Regions from separate parts of the Homo sapiens genome. Here region 2 is linked to region 1. Evidence: chromatin contacts called from ENCODE Hi-C or POLR2A ChIA-PET data. All regions are on one chromosome and are shown on one strand. Each heading gives the region's core, a stretch centred on a gene start or an enhancer-like site at or near the end of the contact. The rest is flanking DNA. Distances are from core to core; before and after follow the strand shown.

Region 1 (3,931 bases), core at 450-2,949:
GATTCCCATAGCAAATTACCTCCTTCACAAAATGTACCAGGAAAATTTTCAGGAAATTCACTTTTCAGAGCCAAAATCAGAGATCTGAATTGCTTATGTGGAATATTAGTGTTCCCATTCAATATTGTTCAGATTTTTTGAAACACAGTTTATTTCTTATTGAAAAATAGTGATGCCTTAGAATATTGTTTAATTTAATCAGAGAAACAACTTTTAGGAATATCTTGAATACTGAGGAAAAAAAATACTGGCTAATTACATATTTCCCAAAAAGCTTTGTAAAAGATGAGTAGAAAATGATTTAATATTCATTCAGAGCATGTGACTGTATTCCTGAAACACAGCACTCATCTCACTAAACTGGTCTTGCTAAAAAGACTGCAGGATAATAAGGCTTATACACTGTTTCAAATTACTTATTCAAAGTCAGGTATTAGTAATCCTAAGCATAAATTAGTTTCCTGTTTTCCACACACAAAATCAGTCTTCCTACATTTAATTCATTTACAATAAACTACGGAATATGATCTAAAAACAAAAATCTTGGACTCAGAAAGCTTACTCGAAATTATCCAATAATTTTTCACACTTTAAGCCTTTTTGCATATGCACATACTTGGGTCATCCGAAAAATTCCAGGTCCCTGGCCACCTGCAGTCACACATGCAATGCCCTCTGCATGTATGATCTGAATCAATGCTACAGCTGCACTTAAGCCACTTCTGGGGTCCCACTTAATTCAGCTCCAGAGGTTGTCCCTTTATGTCACTTAAACTTAATATAATACCCGGTGAATAGTATGTTAAGAGGTCATTAGAGTTTTGGGAATGAAATGGATATTTTGATTTGGCAAAAAACTGGATGGCTGCTCAGAGCCTACTCTGATCAGTACTCACATGCCCAGGAGTCATGGAATAGACCTGGGCTCCAACCATACAAGAAAGGCTGGTACCTTTAAGGCCTGGTGTCTGAAGGTCATAAAAGGGTGTTGTGATATGGCCACTGGGGATCCTGGCTAAGTATCAAAACATCCAGCTGTCTATGTATGTGTTCAAGAACTGTGTATGATCTCTTAGGGCTACAATAAAATCTCTAGAACTCTGCAGTTCCTTAACATATATATATATGTGTGTGTGTGTGTGTGTGTGTGTGTGTGTGTACGTGTATATATATATATATACACATATATATGTGTGTGTGTATATATATATATATATATATATATAAAAAACAGTGAAAATACTAATGCTTAACATTGAGGCACTGAGAACATTTATAAGGGTGAATTATAGGACTAAAACATTCTTTAGAAAACTGTACCTAAGTACTCACATTTTCTATTAGGTCACAAATGATAGCATTATTGAAGTAGTCAATGTGAGTCCATTCTATATCCTAAAAGACAAAACAGAACAAAATCCAATGACACAAGATGAAGCCACGACACTACCATCCATAAAACAGACTTTGACCATCTTATCATATTTCCCTTCCTCTCTGAATTTATTTTCTTTATAGAATGGGTACTGCAAATGTCACAGGCAGTTCCCAAAACTTTCTCAATGCAGCTGCCTACCACTGACATAATCTGATTGAAGCAAACACCCTTGACCTGTTCTGAGACTGCCTTCCATTCCACTCTCCCATCTGCAGCAATTTCCCATGCACTTCACTGGCCCTGGGCCAAATATTTACTCAACAGGCCCTTGGGTCAATATTACGTTGTGTATGTTTACAATGTTTATAAGGAAATAAGTTAGAACTTGATCCCAAGAATTTAAAGCCTAGATTCTTCTGTTCTGAATCTGTAATCATAAGGAAAAAAATTAATTTTAGAGTCAATCTTGTGTTGTAGGGAAGTTAACTCTTTCAAGTGTTAAAAAAAACAGGCCAGCGCTACCACAAAGTATTTTCAACATAAGGAAAGACATGAAAATCTATCCACTGGTTCTAACACTGGCTACAAAGCCAAATCCATAAAGCCAAATGTAATCTTTCTGTGTCTACTTAACATTCTGTCCATAAATGTAAACATTTATTTGTCTTCTATTCATTACAGCAAGCTAGCAATCTTCCTATATATTCTTAGAAGTGTTTTAAACAATCTGTATAAACTGTTTTAAGTTACCCATCAAAGTTTGGGCATTCTCTTCATGATGAGAAGACAGGAAAAGAATGAATCGTGCTTTTAGAATATTTATGTTACTAAAAGGTGCCAGACAAGTATAAAACATTTCTGAAGCATAATGAGTACTCTAAAATAAAGATGAAATATTTATGATTTAGCTTTTGAGTAAATGGGTTGTTTTACTAAGCCACTGGGGATAACAATCACATTAGAAAAATCTATATGGAAAGAAAGATAAAAGAGAATTCAGTGTCCTTAATGGCTTAAAATGATACTAAGAAAATAAAGGAAAACAGGTAATATCATTACTAAAATATTAAGGCAAATAAACAAAAAAGGAAATAAAAATATAAACATAACAATTCCTTTTTATTTTTTGAAATAACTAATTTTACACTTGAAAAAAGACTGGCTATTTTAAAAAATAAAAGGGTGAAAAGCAAATATATATTTTTAAATTAATGATGAAAAGACTCTGCAAACACTACTTCTGGTTATTTTAAGATTATATTAAATGAGATAATCTATACATAGCACTTAATATAATACCTGCTATGTAGTAAGGACTCAGTAACTGTTACCTATTTTTACTATAAATTTGAATACTCAATACTTTTTGATATTGAACAAAGTCTCAAAATATTTTCAAATCTACTTACAGTGATGCTGACTTTTTTGGTATACAGTTCTCTAAGTTTTGGCAAATGTATAATGTCAAGCAACCACCACCATTATCAGTCCCCAAAATTCTCTTTGCAGCCACAACCCTCTCACAACTCCTATCTCCTGGCAATCCCTGACTCTATAGCTTCTTATAGGTAATCAGTCTCTATAGCTTTGCCTCTTCTAGAATGACAGATGGAATCATACAGTATGTAGCCTTTTGAATATGGCTTCTTGTTTAGGCTATCTTCTGAATTAGAATTTATATTACGAGTAAAAAAGGACCAACACTTTTAAAAATAGCATTTCAACATTACCTCCCGTATATACTCCTCCTGCTCTTCTTTAAGAGTAAGTTCAATGAAGATTTGTTGCAGCTTTTCGTTACAATAATTAATAATGAACTGCTCAAAGCTGTTGTCCTGTATGGAGAAAATGAAAAACAGCTTTATAAACCATGCCACTAGCTCTCTCAAAACAATGACACTCAGACATCTCAATCCATGAGAAATGCCACACATGATCTCTCAGATTTAACTGTGGCCCAGCACACGGCTCCTAGGACAGACGCTTGCCCATTGCAGGCACTCGAGGAGTGGGTCATGAGTAAGTGAATGAATGAAGTATACACAAATGATGCAATATTTGAAGGATGAAGACTTTTAGTTGACAGAGAAGCACCCCAAACAGAAAAGCTAGAAACAATCTCACTTCCTTTGCTGAAGGATCAGCAAAGACACAGTGAGCTCCACAATCTCTGTCACCAAGTTCTGAATCTCCCATTCTCAGGTGAAACTTCAGAGCTCAAGGAAGTCCCCCTGAACTGACCCCTTATTGTCCCCATCCAGGGACAGATCCCTCACTCTGACTCTTGCATCCTAACCCTTTTTGTAAATCATGTTATACGAACATGTGTGTATGTGTAAGTATACACATGTACAGATTAGTTTCATATACATCTGCCTCACTAGACTGTACATTCTTATGGGTGAGGGCTGACCATGCTCTCTTGTTCACTGTATTCCTACCCCTTACACAGCACCTCACACCTAGCAAGTTCTCAATATGTATTGGCTGACTGTATGAACAAATGAAGTTCCTACCAAATGGAGACCCAAAGATTAAAGCATCTCCCTGACA
Region 2 (3,931 bases), core at 562-3,061, 35 kb before region 1:
TTAGCCTAGGCCTACACAGGGTCAGGAGCATCAATTTCACTGTCTTCTATCTCCATGTCTTGTCCCACTGGAAAGTCTTCAGGGGTAATAATACACATGGGGCTGTCTTCTCCTAAGATAACAATGCCTTCTGAAATACCCCCTTAAGGACCTGCCCGAGGCTGTTTTACTATTAACTTTTTTAACATGTAGGCATACACGCTAAAATAAAGATAAAAAGTACAGTATAGGCCGGGCGTGGTGGCTCACGCCTATAATCCCAGCACTTTGGGAGGCTGAGGCGGGCAGATCACAAGGTCAGGAGATCGAGACCATCCTGGCTAACACGATGAAACCCCACCTCTACTAAAAGTACAAAAAATTAGCCGGGCGTGGTGGCGGGCAGCTGTAGTCCCAGCTACTCGGGAGGCTGAGGCAGGAGAATGGCATGAACCCAGGAGGCGGAGCTTGCAGTGAGCCGAGATCACGCCACTGCACTCCAGCCTGGGCAACAGTGCAAGACTGAGTCTCAAAAAAAAAAAAGTATAGTATAATAAATACATAAACCAGTAACAACATCATTTATTATCAAGAGTTACATATTGTACATAATTGTATGTGCTTTTACTTGTAGACAACTGGCAGTGAAGTAGGTTTGTTTACACCAGCAGCAGCACAAACATGTGAGTAGTGCCTTGCACTATAACATTACAACACCTGTGACATCAATAGACAGAAGAATTTTTCAGCTCCATTACAATCTTAGGGGACCACCGTCATCTGTGCAATCCATTGCTGACCAAAATGTCATTATGTGGTGCATAACTGCATTACACATCTTGCAGGTTATCCTTAAAATGCAATCTAGTTACACATTGAACAGCTTAGAAGTTTAAGGACTAGAAACTATAAGGCAGCTGAATCTCTGAATGAATTCAATTCTCACTTCTATATGTACAAGTTTAAATTCCACTGAACAGGCTGGGCGCGGTGGCTCACGCCTGTAATCCCAGCACTTTCAGAGGCCCAGGGGGGCGGATCACCTGAGGTCAGGAGTTCGAGACCAGCCTGACCAACATGGAGAAACCCCATCTCTACTAAAAATACAAAATTAGCCAGGCGTGGTGGTGCATGCCTGTAATCCCAGCTACTCAAGAGGCTGAGGCAGAATAATCCCTTGAACCCGGGAGGCGGAGGTTGCGGTGAGCCAAGATCGTGCCACTGCACTCCAGCCTTGGCAACAAGAGCGAAACTCTGCCTCAAAAAAAAAAAAAAAAAAAAAAAATCCACTAAAGAGTAAACAGGACTTTGACTCTCTTTCCATAAACTGACATCCACTTATCCATAATGATTACAGAATCTAGGTTTGTTAGAGTAACTACTTCTACTTCTGGGAAGGAAAAAGCAAGGAAGGGCTTAGTCACTAAACTGCATGTGGTTTTCAACACTGGTTCTATAGAGCTAGCGAAGCCACTTAGGGCTGACACATAAAGGAACAGGCGCCCCTGCCTATGACTTTGGACATTTTCGTTTAAATTCAAAATGCTCCCTAAGGAGATTTACGATCCTTACCTACAAACTTCCTCTGCAGGCTTCCTGTGCCACCTGGGGAAGGGACCCACGGGTGCTATGTAGAGTCCTATGAACTGTTTTATTTTTATGAGACCAATCAATAATTAGGCACTGGAGAATGAAAGGCATTATAATGCTACCCAATGTTTGTTTTCTTCATGTGGCCACATTATAAATCTTCGCTCAGACAACTGTTTACTGAAAGCTTATGGCATCCAGAACATCACACGCCCTCTGTGACAGGGCAGGGCCCTTGCTGCCCAGAAGCGAACTGTCCCCCTTTCCCAGATGGCACACCTTCGAACACAAGCTGTGAGAGCTGCTGAAGGAGCTCTGTGGTTGACTATGTTTAGGATTCACGCCACACGCTATCCCCGCAAAGCTCCTCAGGAGAATCACAACAAGATTTCAGGGACTCTGAGATGTAATGTAGTGAAGAAAGATTTTAAATTTCCATCAGAGAACAATTTTTTCACAGTACATCGTTATTAGCATCCTGTACAAGCAATGTTCCTAGAATCCCGGTTTGGGAAATGCTTAAAAATAGCAGTACTTTGTGGTCTGGATGTTGGTGTGATTTCCTTTCTGTGTAAAGATGAGTTTATTCACATAGTGGGACAACTATGAGACTGCTTCGTCTGTACACTGAGGAGCTTCTGCTGTCTGGGATACATACGATCTTCCCATGGTGAGTGAGAATTAGCAGCCCCACCAAAGCCCATTCTCCCAGATTATGAAAAACTTCAACTATTATAAAGGGATTTTAAAGCTCTAATAGGCCCTAACGTGTTAAATCCTTAACTGAAACACACCAACCATTATTTTTTTCCTAATTTCTTTATGAGAAAGATCTCATTAACAAGAAAAGTTATTTAGTCCGAACAGCAATTTCCAATATAGAGTATACATGAAGCCCAACCTCCCACCCAAATCTAAACACTTCAATGAGAACTTAAGAAAAGCCCACAGCACTGCAAAATCCTAACATATCAAAGAGAGTCTGACTTACAAAGGGGCAGAAATGGGTGTAAATTTATTTTAGAAAGACTTTTAGGAAGAGTTGAAACAGAATAGACTAGAAAATTCTTAATTAGAAAAGAATATAATTTCCTGAGCAATCTAGACATGCAAAGAAGTATATAAGCAGGTAAACAATCTATTGAAAGGTAACCAATTAAGTATAATCAACACAGTAACTCAGATTTCTCCAAAACACTTACATAGATAGATACAATAAATCTGGGGATGCCCCAACCTGTATGCAAATAACTAACTTCTATATTCAGAACCCTAATGAGAAATTGAAGAAGCAAATTTCAAATTTATACCAGTCTCAGATGTCACCACATCAAAGAGGCCTCCCTGACTCTTTTTTTTTTTCTGAGACGGAGTCTCACACTGTCACCCAGGCTGGATTGCGGTGGCACGATCTCGGCTCATTGCAATCTCCGCCTCCCGGGTTCAAGAGATTCTCCTGCCTCAGCCTCTTGAGTAGCTGGGATTACATGCGCCCGCCACCACGCCCAGCTAATTTTTTTTGTATTTTAAGTAGAGACGGTTTCACCATGTTGGCCAGGCTGGTCTCGAACTCCTGACCTCGTGATTCGCCTGCCTCGGCCTCCCAAAGTGCTGGGATTACAGGCGTGAGCCACTGCGCCTGGCCTACTCTCTGACTCTTAACCCTTTTTTTCCTCCATAAACACTTGTTAGCCAAAATCTTATCAACTATTTCATCATTTTATTTGTACATACTGGTCTCTTCCACTAGGATGTCAGGTACATGAGGTTGGAGACTTGGTCAGTGTCATTCACTGCCCATTTATCATGTGGAACAACTACTAGACACATACCTGGTACTTAATAAGTAGTTGTATTAATGAATGAGATCGAGAGCTGAACTAAAACAAAAAAGCTGAAAGAGAAAAAGGGTTTTCAAACAATACATGAACGTACTCATCGGAAATCTCAATATTGAGCTTCTGTTTGGTTTGGCTGAGAGTTGTGCGATAGAGCTTGGTGGCCATTTCAATCAGGTGATCACTGCTGAAGAGAAAGTCTCCTTTACTAGCTGCTTCTGAGCCCTGCAAGGACAAACCAAGAGTCGGTCATAATTAAAGATACCTTAGAAGGTCAATATTTACAGGCTTGGCTAAAAACATACTTACAGTCTCTTTAAAACATCAGATCCTGGAATCCATTCTCCCAAGGTAAACAATAATGACAAAAGCAGTGTTTCTTCCAACTTGCTCAGAGCACTTTAGTAAGGTTACCTAATCCCCTTCTACCTAAAGTCGGTGGATGCAGCAGAAGCACCATGTGCATCACTTGGAGCTTGCTAGAAAAGCAGAATCTCAGGCCCTACCACAGCCCCAGTGAATAT

What was found. Hi-C counts contacts between places; a loop is a spot of excess contacts on that map. ChIA-PET counts read pairs that join two places held with the same protein, here RNA polymerase II (POLR2A). Pooled maps may share reads with other maps.
Region 2: a loop to region 1 is called in a map of PC-3, with 2.4 times the contacts of the local background. The contact joins two enhancer-like sites. A Hi-C loop is called at or near these places in 2 of 168 maps with a recorded cell type or tissue (HepG2 and PC-3) and 2 of 50 pooled maps. POLR2A ChIA-PET finds 5 or more read pairs at or near these places in 3 of 52 experiments (AG04449, OCI-LY7 and WTC11).

Annotation. Positions count from the first base shown.
Region 1 is chr2:191,380,744-191,384,674 of GRCh38, reverse strand. MYO1B (myosin IB) reads right to left here. Exons shown (of 31, transcript NM_001130158.3): 14 at 3,109-3,213; 15 at 1,333-1,395. Among named protein-coding and RNA genes, the nearest start is that of MYO1B-AS1, 140 kb to the right of the region's middle. Within about 2 kb of position 1,699, at least 5 of the 41 ENCODE cell types and tissues checked have a DNase peak (open chromatin) inside an H3K27ac peak, as active enhancers do.
Region 2 is chr2:191,415,816-191,419,746 of GRCh38, reverse strand. It overlaps MYO1B (myosin IB), which reads right to left. Exons shown (of 31, transcript NM_001130158.3): 30 at 3,505-3,632. Among named protein-coding and RNA genes, the nearest start is that of MYO1B-AS1, 170 kb to the right of the region's middle. Within about 2 kb of position 1,811, at least 2 of the 41 ENCODE cell types and tissues checked have a DNase peak (open chromatin) inside an H3K27ac peak, as active enhancers do.